Linked DNA regions of Homo sapiens: region 1 is linked to region 2. A link is a loop called in an ENCODE intact Hi-C map of the cell type or tissue named here. Cell type or tissue: endothelial cell of umbilical vein. All regions are shown on one strand. Links, peaks and the distances in the headings refer to the core of each region. The heading gives the core; the rest is flanking DNA. Region 1 has its middle 76 kb from the start of KL. Region 2 has its middle 160 kb from the start of LINC02344.

Region 1 (5,391 bases), core at 250-5,249, 400 kb before region 2:
TAGTCTTTCACTCCTCAGCTTGCATGGGCCAGAGGGCTGGGATGGCAGATTCATCTGTACATGAGGCTTTACTCACTGGCCCAGCTGTGTGCCCACAGGAGCTACACTATGTGTGACACCTGGCAATGCTGTGCTAATAATGTGCTGTGCAAACAATGCCATGAACCCCAGTGAATCACCTTAGCATCTTCTCTCTCCCAGTGGGGTGCTGGGGAGGGCAGAAGTTGCATGGCTGAACAAGAAGTGGAAGATGTCCCTGCAAATGTGCCCCGTCACCTTTTTAGGGCCGGCGCTCATCAGAAGTCATGCTGTGCAGGCTCCTGGCCCTTAATGTTTTCTTCATGATGGAGATTCTTTGCAATTATATTCCTCATTTCACTCTCTAGAAGATCCATTCAGCCTAATTCTGCCCTGGGTCTTCCTGAGTTCCACTCTGGGTGGTTCATCTCATTGTCCTGCCATAGAGGAGCCCTCCTCACTAAAGTCAGCAAACAAGTAAATACCACATTGCCTGGAGTTCAGTCCCAGTTGAGTGATGATTTCAGGGAAGTCTCTCATCCTTTCTGTGCCTCAATTTACTCTTTTAAAAAATACAAATAGTATGGACTTGTGAGGACTGATACATAAATTGTATATAATATCAAATTATATGGATATATGTGTGTACATATACATGTGTATATGTATATGTCTATATATAGATAGGAAAATTCCCTGGTATATAGCAGGTATTAGTTCTCATGCTGCTAATAAAGACATAACCAAGACTGGGTAATTTATAAAGGGAAGAGGTTTAATTGACTCACAGTTCAGCAGGGCTGGGGAGGCCTCAGGAAACTTACAATCATGGTAAATCACATGGCGGCAGGAAGGGGAAGAATGAAGAATGAAGAAAAGCGCGGAGAAAATGCGGGCAAAAGCCCCTCACAAAACCATCAGCTCTCATGAGAACTCACTCCCTATCACGAGAACAGCACAGGGAAACCACCCCCATGATTCAATCACCTCCCACGAGTTCCCTCCCCCAACACATGGGGATTACAATTACAATTACAATTCAAGATGAGATTTGGGTGGGGACACAGAGCCAGAGCATGTCAGCATGGAATTGTTGCTGTCTGCTCACTTTTTCCTTAATGGAGATTTTGTTCCATGTATGGTAGGTAATGATCTGAGGCAGGAAGACAAAGAGCAGATAGCATTCAGGGCCTCAAAAGATTCCCCTAATGTGTACAAACATACTAGATCTGAAGTTCTGGTTCACCATGGTTCTTCCTCATTAAGCCGCAGATTTCCACTTGGAAAATTCATTGGTAAAGTGCCATGCCTGCTTGCTGCTGATAGGATTTTCTTATTGTCCAGCAGTATGCAAGTATTCAGCCCTCAGTCTCTCAGAAGAGGGGTCTGAATTCCCTTGTTCCGGGGTTGTGACCTTAACCTTGTCCTGAGATTTATAGCCCCAGAGAGGCTCTCCTCCTGATTTACATAGTTCCTGATGTCACTTTGAGCAGTTTAGTTCCAATCTCTGCAGAACATCTTGACTATGGAATGTGGGAACACGACGAGCTGTTTGTTTTATACTCCCAAATCCTTGAACAAAAGTTACAGAGTGTTTTTCTATCTTCTCAGAGGAAGAAGGCCCCTCTCCCATTCCCATTCAGTTCTACCAAGCAGCAGCTGTTGCTGTGTGTACTGTGTTTAAAATCCCTTTGTTTTATGCAAAAGTATTCTGCTTGATGCCTGCTTTGCAATAATCTGAGCCCTGTACAGTAATCTAGTTATGAGGACTAGAGGACTTAAAAGTATGAACTTTGAGATGTATGGGGAAGATTAGGACAGCCACAAGCCTTCTGAAAATTGAGCAATGCAGTCAAATAATGGCTGTATTTTGTTTGAAATGCTGCATAGCTGGTTTGATGTTTGCATTGGGTTGGCTGATGTCTTTTGTGTTGTGTGCATACCCTAGTGGGCTTATACTGGAATCCCTGAAAACTGGCAGAAAACGAAATAAAAATGTGCCCTCCTTTGCCATTTCCAATTTCTTTTGAGTTGGGCATTCTGTTTTTTGTGGTTCTAGAAGAGAAACATGGTTCTGGAACCTGTGGTTCTTTTGTGTGCCGCCCCAGGCTCAGCCTCACAGACAGAGGCTCCAGCAGGGGCCGGTGATGGATGATGGTGTTTCCCGCTAGTGGCTGCTCTTTAGAGAACATATTTAATTTCGGATGACTGGATAGTGTATTTCTCCCAAGTGATTTTGAATTGCCCATCTCCAGGAAAGACAGGACTCTTTATCTGTGGCTTCTAACTACTCATCGTAGGATTGATTATTAGGCCTGTTTCCTCTTACTTTAATATGTAGATGAGGTAGCAACAGAGAAATTGGAGGACCACAAGGAAAACCAAGCAATAGCACAAAAATCCAGTTGTTCTATATTTTGGTCCAGTGCACCCTGGTTGGGTGCTTCCTCATACAACATCTTCAGCTTGTGTCTGTTTAGAGATGTGCTCCCTTCTCCCTGGGCTCTCACCTCTGTCAGGTGATGTGGGCATTCTCTGAGGTCTTCCTTGGGCAGGAAGTTTCTGACAAAGCTGAGCATTACGGTATTCACTCAAAGTGTATACCACACACAATCTTGGGCATTTCTTCAGTAAATGCTTGATGGGCTTGGAAATCTGAAACACAAAGGCATTAGGGATTCTTCCACAAGAAAAGGTGGGATTTGGGGAATCCGGAAGAATACAAGAAGAGGAACATGAGAAGGGAATACGAGAAGAGGAACAAGGTGAAGGAAGGGTCATGTCAGCAAGGCTGCCAGGAAGAGCTCTTCTGAATTCAAGACAAATTTCTCCTCCCCAGACTGTCCTGGAAATGCGCAGCTCCCCACCCTCCCAGGAGAAGGAGGGACCTGTGCAGGCAGAAATGCTTCTGCCCAGCCTAATCATCTTAGAAGACAAGGTCAGGTCGACTCTCAGGTTTAGGCTTTTGTATGTGGTCGTATAATTTCAGGCTGTTCATTGTTCCAAAAATAGCTCCCACCTACCTGCTGATGCCTGAAATCCATGTAACAGGAGACAAAGCCTCTGATTCCCAATAAAGAGATAAAAGGCTTAATTATGCAAATATGTAGTGAAATAGTTCTGTCTGAAACTCATTCATATTAAAATGTCATCAGTCAGCGTTTCAGCAGGTGGGATGACTGATACACACAGAAACGGGGTTCTGGAACAGGGTGGTACTAAAGAGAAACTTGCTCTACCTTGCTGGGAGGACAAGGTCCCAGCAAGGGAAGGCAGTGAAGCCACAAGTACTACCCACTTTTGCAGGGCTGGTGGTGGCTGGCTTTCCGACTATGCCTGTGGGAAACCAGGGGGTGGTGTTTCCTATGAGGTAACCGGATTTAGGGAAATGAATCAACGCAAGTCCATTGTGTGATTATCTTCTGGAATCAGAGGGTCCAGCCACACCCTATAGATAAGTAGATGGAAGTAGCTCTTCTCCCAAGGTGAAGTGATACATTTTTCCTGCCATCACATTCTATGTTTCTCATATTATGAAGACGTGGGGGAACTCTGCCTTAGAGTGAGGTGGGCTTGGGATCACTGGGGCCCTTGCTTCAAGGTGAAGTGCTCACTCCTTCTCAGCATGGAGGATGAGCTGATAGAGGGGATGGCAGGACAGGCCGGATAGATAAGAGCCTCCAAAGCCAGGTTTGGGTGAATGGGCTCGAAGAGGGGCCACCTTTATTAGCAGCTTTAAGTTATGCTCCACTTCTAACACGCTTCTAGTGTGTTAGTTGAGTCTTATTAGCAGTGACGGCCTAGTCTCAGGTGTGCTGTGGGGATTTAACATACCTACCTACTCAGACCAGCTCCACAGAGAGATGTCAAGGGGAGAATCAGGTCTCCTCTCAAAGCCTGGTCGGTGTTGAGAGAGCAGAAGGGAGATATGCCCAGCAGGCAGTGAGCTGACAGGGTCATTGGCAGCAGGGGCAGTGGTGACGGGGTGGGTGATGAGGACAACAAAGCTGATCCACAGGGCCTGCTCCTGGGCACACGAGAAGTGCTCATATGAGAACTCTCTGAAGTATCTGGTGGCCATTGGGACATGCCAATTTCTGGAAATCAGGACAACCAATGACTTCCCCATTATCATTAGGCATAACAATTAAATGGAGTGGCCTGGGACATGTGGTGTTCTCACATCTGTGCATCCCTTGCTGGCCCTGCTTTCTGACTGCCCGGGAAGATGTAGCCGTCCTTTATCAGCAAGGACAGTTCTCAGAGGACGCATGTGTCTAAGTTGCTGAACTTCTTTTTCTTCACAAGACATAGGTGATCAGCAAATCGATTAATTGATAATTCCCACCAGTGTAGTTTTAGCAATTTGAGTGGAGTGGAAGGAAATGAAAACTCTGACAGGGTGTAGTTTTGAATCGGATCTCTGTAGGGTGTTTCCTCACCATCTTACCCAAAACTGCAACTCTCCCATTGCCCATCTCTTTCCTTTTGTTTTTGTTTTCCTATAGAGCTTACCTGGACAATTATTTATTTAGGTTTTTTTTGGCTGCTTTCTCCACTAGATCATAAGCTCCATGAGGACAGGGAATTTTGTCTGTTTTATTCCCTCATTTTATTCATCTTTTTATTCACTGAATGCCTAAGATAAGTATCTAGCACACAATGAGTGCTTCATACGTGTTTATTGAATGCGTGAAGGAAGCAAATGTTCCTGTTTGTTGTAAACAGGTGTTCAGCATGTGCTAGTTTCAGAAACAATCACAGTTAACTTTTTAGAAGACCAGCTTTGTGTTAGTCCATTCTTGTGTTGCCATAAAGAAATATCTGAGACGGGGTAATTTCTAAAGGAAACAGGTCGGATTGGCTCACAATTCTGCAGGCTATACAGGAAGTGTGGTGCTGACATCTGCTCAGCTTTTGGTGACGGCCACAGGAAGCGTCCAATCACGGAAGAAAGTATAGGGCAAGCTGCGTATCACATGGCAAGAGTGGAAGCAAGAGAGAGGGAGCAAGACAGAAAGACAGGGGAGGTGCCATACACTTTTAAACAACCAGATCTGATGTGAACTCAGAGTGAGAGCTCGCTTATTACTGTGAGGAGGGTGCCAAGCCAAACACTTATCCCCAGGCCCTACTTCCAACCCTGGGGATTACATTTCAACATGAGATTTGGAGGGGACGGACAAATATCCAAACCATATCAAGCTATTTCTCCATCTTCTGTACGATGGGGAGGGTCAAAGCAGTCAAAATCGAAAATAGAAGTGATTTTGTTAGCTTTAGAGTACTCTTCACAGTGTCCCTGGCTTATGGCTTCCTTTCCATGGCTTCTATCATTTTAAAACAATTTTTTTATTGGTGCATAATAATTGT
Region 2 (5,391 bases), core at 69-5,068:
AATTGAATGTTTTCACTCGCGTCCATGTGAAGAGACCACCAAACAGGCTTTATGTGAGCAATAAAGCTTTTTAATCACCTGGGTGCAGGCGGGCTGAGTCCGAAAAGAGAGTCAGGAAGGGAGACAGGGGTGGGGCCGTTTTATAGGATTTGGGTAGGTAAAGGAAAATTAGTCAAAGGGGGTTGTTCTTTGGCGGGCAGGGGTGGGGGTCACAAGGTGCTCAGTAAGGGAGCTTTTGAGCCAGGATGAGGCAGGAGAAGGAATTTCACAAGGTAATGTCATCAGTTAAGGCAGGAACAGGCCATTTTCACTTCCTTTGTGATTCTTCAGTTACTTCAGGCCATCTGGATGTATATGTGCAGGTCACAGGGGATATGATGGCTTAGCTTGGGCTCAGAGGCCTGACAGATATTGTAATAATACAGTTATCATTTACTGAATGTCTACCAGATCTAGGTACTTCCCAGAGCTTATTTCATTGATTCTGAGTTAAGTATTATGTCAGAGGCGTGTGAACCAGAGCAACTCCATCTTGAATAGGGGCTGGATAAAATGAGGTTGAAACCTACTGGGTTGAATTCCCAGATGGTTAAGGCATTCTAAGTCACAGAATGAGATAGGAAGTCAGCACAAGATATAGGTCATAAAGACTTTGCTGATAAAACAGGTTGCAGTAAAGAAGCCAAACAAAACCTACCAAAACCAAGATGGCAATAAGAGTCATCTCTGGTCATCCTCACTGCTACACTTCCATCAGGGCCATGACATTTTACAGATGCCATGACAACGTCAGGAAGTGACTCTATATGATCTAAAAAGGGGAAGTATGAATAATCCACCCCTTGTTTAGCATATAATCAAGAAATAACCATAAAAATGGGCAACCAGCAGCCCTTGGGGCTGCTCTGTCTATGGACTAGCCATTCTTTTATTTCTTCGCTTTCCTAATAAGCTTGCTTTCACTTTACTCTGGACTCACCCTGAATTCTTTCTTGTGCGAGATCCAGGAACTCTCTCTTGGGGTCTGGATCAGGACCCCTTTCCAGTAACAATTATGTCTCTTTTTAACGAGAAAGCTGAGTTTCATGGAGGTTAAACTGCCAAAGTCACTCAAATGCTAAGTGCACTTTTGACTATTCAACTGCTTCAAATATGACACAACAAAAGAACAGGCATCTCTTACTGCATAGATTTTCTGAAGTATCCTCCTTCTGTCGAACAAGGTTCTGTGGTGCTGGGAGATGTACGGACTTCCAAGCAGGTTAAATTTTCCAGAGGGAATCAGCAATGTGTGTGATTAGGGGTGGAACAGCTAAAAAGTTTGCCATGATCACCTGACTTTTAGGAACCATAAACCCATTATCACAACAGAGCCTCCTTGCGGAACCAAGGCTCAGACACTCACACAACCCCTACTTTAGATTCAGGGATCTTGTCTGGGGCCTGATTTATCACACTCAACTATCCCAACCCCTCCAAAGTCCCAGAATGAACACAGAAGTGATCTCACGTGATCAGTAAAGCTGCTTACGCATTTGTCCAAACCGGTAGAACTATGCAACACAGTGAACACTAATGTAAACAATGGCTTTACTTCATAATAATGTATCATACTGATTCGTCAATCATAGCAAATGCAGATAATAGGGCATACTAACATCTAAATAATAGGGAGTATTAGTAATAAGTAATAAATAATACAGAATATTAACACCTAAAGAAAGATGTTAATAAGAGAGAAAACTGTGGGGGTGCGCAGTATTTGGGAATGCTGTACTTTCTGCTTAATTTTTCTGTAAACATAAAATTGCTCTAAAAATTAAAGTTTATTAGTTTTTTAAAAAGTAGCTATTTTCTGGATCAACTGTATAAAACAATGCATATCCAAAAGAAGACAAATATTGAAGTTAAGAAAATTCAAATCTAGGATTTACTCAGCCTCTAACTAACTCTTCAGCCCCACACTTAAACTTGTACATTCACAGAAAGTGGCCAGTTGTTGGCTGCACCCAAGGTCAAAGGTAGGTCTGAGTGGAACACAGCTATGAAAAAAATCCACAGGTTGGTGCCAGGTTAATGACATTTCTGATGAGACCGTAAACGACTTGGTGCGGGTTTCTCATCAGACAGAGTAGTAAACCCAAAAAGGCAAAACCACTTTGGGAACCCTGTGTTCATCAAGATACCTGATTACCCAGAGTTAGCTGCTCACTTCCAAGTTTCCTTTGAAACTGGGACAGAAAGCGCTCCAATTCTTTCTGAACTCCAGGTCTAGTGTAGAAGCAGAGCAGATGCTTCCTTCCCATTTGACTTGAATGCCACCTTCTCAGTGCAACATTCACCAAACAACCACTTTAGAACTGCAAACCTTCACTCCGGCCACCCAGTATCCCCTTTCTGATGTTATTTCAACTCCACCCCCACCCGGGGCACTTATTGCCATTAATAAGCACACTACACATTTTACTTACTTTGTTTATTGTTTCCTCACCTGACTAGTCTAAATTCCAGGAGAGCCGTGATTTTATTATTGTGTCCTCAGCCCCTAAATGCAGTACCTTGCATTTAGCATGCTTCCCATAAATATTTGTTGATTCGAATGAATAAACCACCACTTGCAAGACGAAATGGGCGTGAAAAGGAATTATAATCAGAACAATCAGAGTTTAAGGCTCTCCTGCTCTACCTCCCCCACCTTTCTGCATGGGCTTTCCCGGCTTATTTTTGACACACTGCATTTGGTCGTTGTCTACTACCAGTGAGAAGATTGCTGAAGATAGAACAGTGGTCAACAGGATTGACTGTTAAGATTATAGTCCAGATGCAACTGGATGGAGGCTTCAGGAAAATAGCTTTTTGACCAAAAAAGCAGTACTTTTTTTTTTTATTTCACTATAGCTAGCACAATGAGAATGACCAGTTGGCCACTTAGGACAATTGCCAGAGAGATTATATGATACACTCTATAGAGGTCACAATGTCACGGTTTTCTTTGCTGCTGCACCAAAAAAAGAAATAACTAGTCCAGACCACTTACACACAGTAGAAAACATAAAAACAAATGCGCCCCCAAAAGACTCTACTTAGGGTTCCCACGACAAGTCTTCCAAAATCAACAGTGCAGTCTGTCTGAATGTTATCAATGCTCACTAACCATGCATTCCCATGACATGACTCAGTGACTCCATTTCCTGCCTACACTTCCGCTAGCTCTGGGCCTCACTTTGAGCTTGTCTGTCAAGTATAGTAATGCCAGATACTTCTAGCTCCTACATGTACACCATAAAAATACTTCAGAAAATACACAACACATGAGAATAATATCAGAAACCAATTTACTTCCCAATTTCATCCATTCTTGTGATTGTACCTGTCAATTAAAAAACTATTCAGAACTCTATCACATTAGGTTTTCTTAGACATCACTTAAGCCAATTATCATCTTAACCATTTTAAGTGGACAGCTCAGTGGAAATGTGGAATTTTGAACTTGTCTTTTACATTAGAGACTTGTTAAGAAAATGCTAACTTATCAAATAATATGAGCTCCTCTATACATGGTACTATTCGAGAAAGCCTTGAAGATAAATGATAAACATTTACAAGGGGCAGCATGAACTAAAGTTAAAGGACGGGAAAGCTTGAACACTTTCTTCATGTGGATCACTTACTTTCTTATTAGTCTTGAGTAAAATATTTAAATATTTGTGTCTCAGATTTCCAATCTTCTAAACAGGATGGAAATATTTGCCAAATACTTGCCATGTATATATTTTCTTTGAATAAAGCTAGTAAGAAGGAAGAGGAGCATGGTTTTGAATTGTTTTGTATTACTCTCTGTTTTCCATGCCTCTTTTATAATGGATGATTTAAATCAATTTTCATCTTGAGCTAATAATCTTTCCACATTTAATATAATTTATTTTTTATTCAGACAAGTATTATAATATAATCATTTTATTATTACATAATTAATATTATACAATTAGAATGTACTATAATTATATAATATATAATTATATAATGATTACATATAATTATATATAGTTATGTTATTATATTATATAGTTATATATTATTGTATATAATTATATTATTTAATTATATATAGTTAATATATAATTATTATAATAGATAGTGAATATAAATTATTATAATTATATATAGTTAATATGTGATTATTATAATTATGTATAGTTAATATAATTATAGTTATATATAGTTAATATATAATTATATTAACTAAATAATTATTTAAATAATTTTATTTTTATAATATATTTATAATCATTTTAATTTATGATTTTATAATTTCTACTTATTTAAATATAATTTATAATATACTTATATAATTTCTAATGTAAACATAATATAATTTATAGTATAAATTTTATAATTTACATATGCATTATAGAATTTACATATGAATTATAAACTTTATTCTTTTATAAATTAAAAATAAACTCAGTTTATTTTATTAAAAAATAAAGTGTATTTACAATAGCAAATACATTTGCAGCTAACACTGCCTCATTATTATTGTTACTATTACTATTATTAATTTATTTAGAATAATTGGTCAGTTTCCATAATATCCTCATGGTAAAAACTTCCTCATGGTATCATTTTTAATATACAGTTCTCTCCCTAACTTATCATCCCACTTGATTATGCAATTTCTCTTCTTATACATGTTATAAAAATTTGTTTAGGTCAGACATTTGTGTAATATCAATTCATCTGAATCACCTGTATGCATAGGCACATATAGTATGTTTTTAAGTATCAAGCATCCAAATGGCTTCCATGTTTAACTCTTTTTCTATAACACTGGAACAGGTACACATACAGAAGAGTACTTTTAAATTTCATGATGATGATTATGATAGTGATGATACAGTTTATACATATTCATTGCTGTTTTTTTAAACAAAGAAGAAATGTATGCCATTTTGTCTCAACATCAAATGATAAATTTTCAAATTCTATTAGATCCTTGAGTTTTGAAAATCTTTATATAGTTTCGTTTCTGGATAAATTTTGGCTATGTGATAAGCTGCTCTCTGTTTTGTTGCAATTATCCTACAAGTACCGTTTTTCTCAACTGAACCTCAAGTATATAACAAACAGATAATTTTGTAAGAGAACTCTGTTTTGTCTTATTTTCACAGCTTTGTGGTTATTCTTTATGGCAAGGAAAATAGACCTTGGGTATCCTCCCAAATTTTGAGAAGAATAAAAGACAGGCTTAGCTTAATTAGCACGACCTCAGAATGAGTCCCATCACATCCCAAGACCTTTAAGTTTCCCAAATCATTAATCTAATTACCATCCTGAAAAAAATGATCTGCTGGGCTCCTCCATGTGCAAATGTATGTTGTTGACGTTATG

What was found. Peaks named below come from ENCODE experiments on the same cell type or tissue, not always from the same donor. Only the 100,000 strongest peaks of a DNase experiment are listed, where the experiment ranks them.
Region 1: a loop joins it to region 2, with 14 times the contacts of the local background. A loop is called at or near these places in 1 of 110 quality-filtered maps.

The regions. Positions count from the first base shown.
Region 1 is chr13:33,089,407-33,094,797 of GRCh38, forward strand. No RefSeq gene overlaps it. Among named protein-coding and RNA genes, the nearest start is that of KL, 76 kb to the left of the region's middle. RefSeq lists an enhancer at 2,900-3,456. In endothelial cell of umbilical vein, for the core only: no CTCF peak of the experiment used is centred there; DNase peaks (open chromatin) are centred at 1,505 and 3,375; H3K27ac peaks cover 2,984 bases.
Region 2 is chr13:33,491,851-33,497,241 of GRCh38, forward strand. It overlaps a transcript of STARD13 not described here. Among named protein-coding and RNA genes, the nearest start is that of LINC02344, 160 kb to the left of the region's middle. In endothelial cell of umbilical vein, for the core only: no CTCF peak of the experiment used is centred there; DNase peaks (open chromatin) are centred at 761 and 3,141; H3K27ac peaks cover 4,459 bases.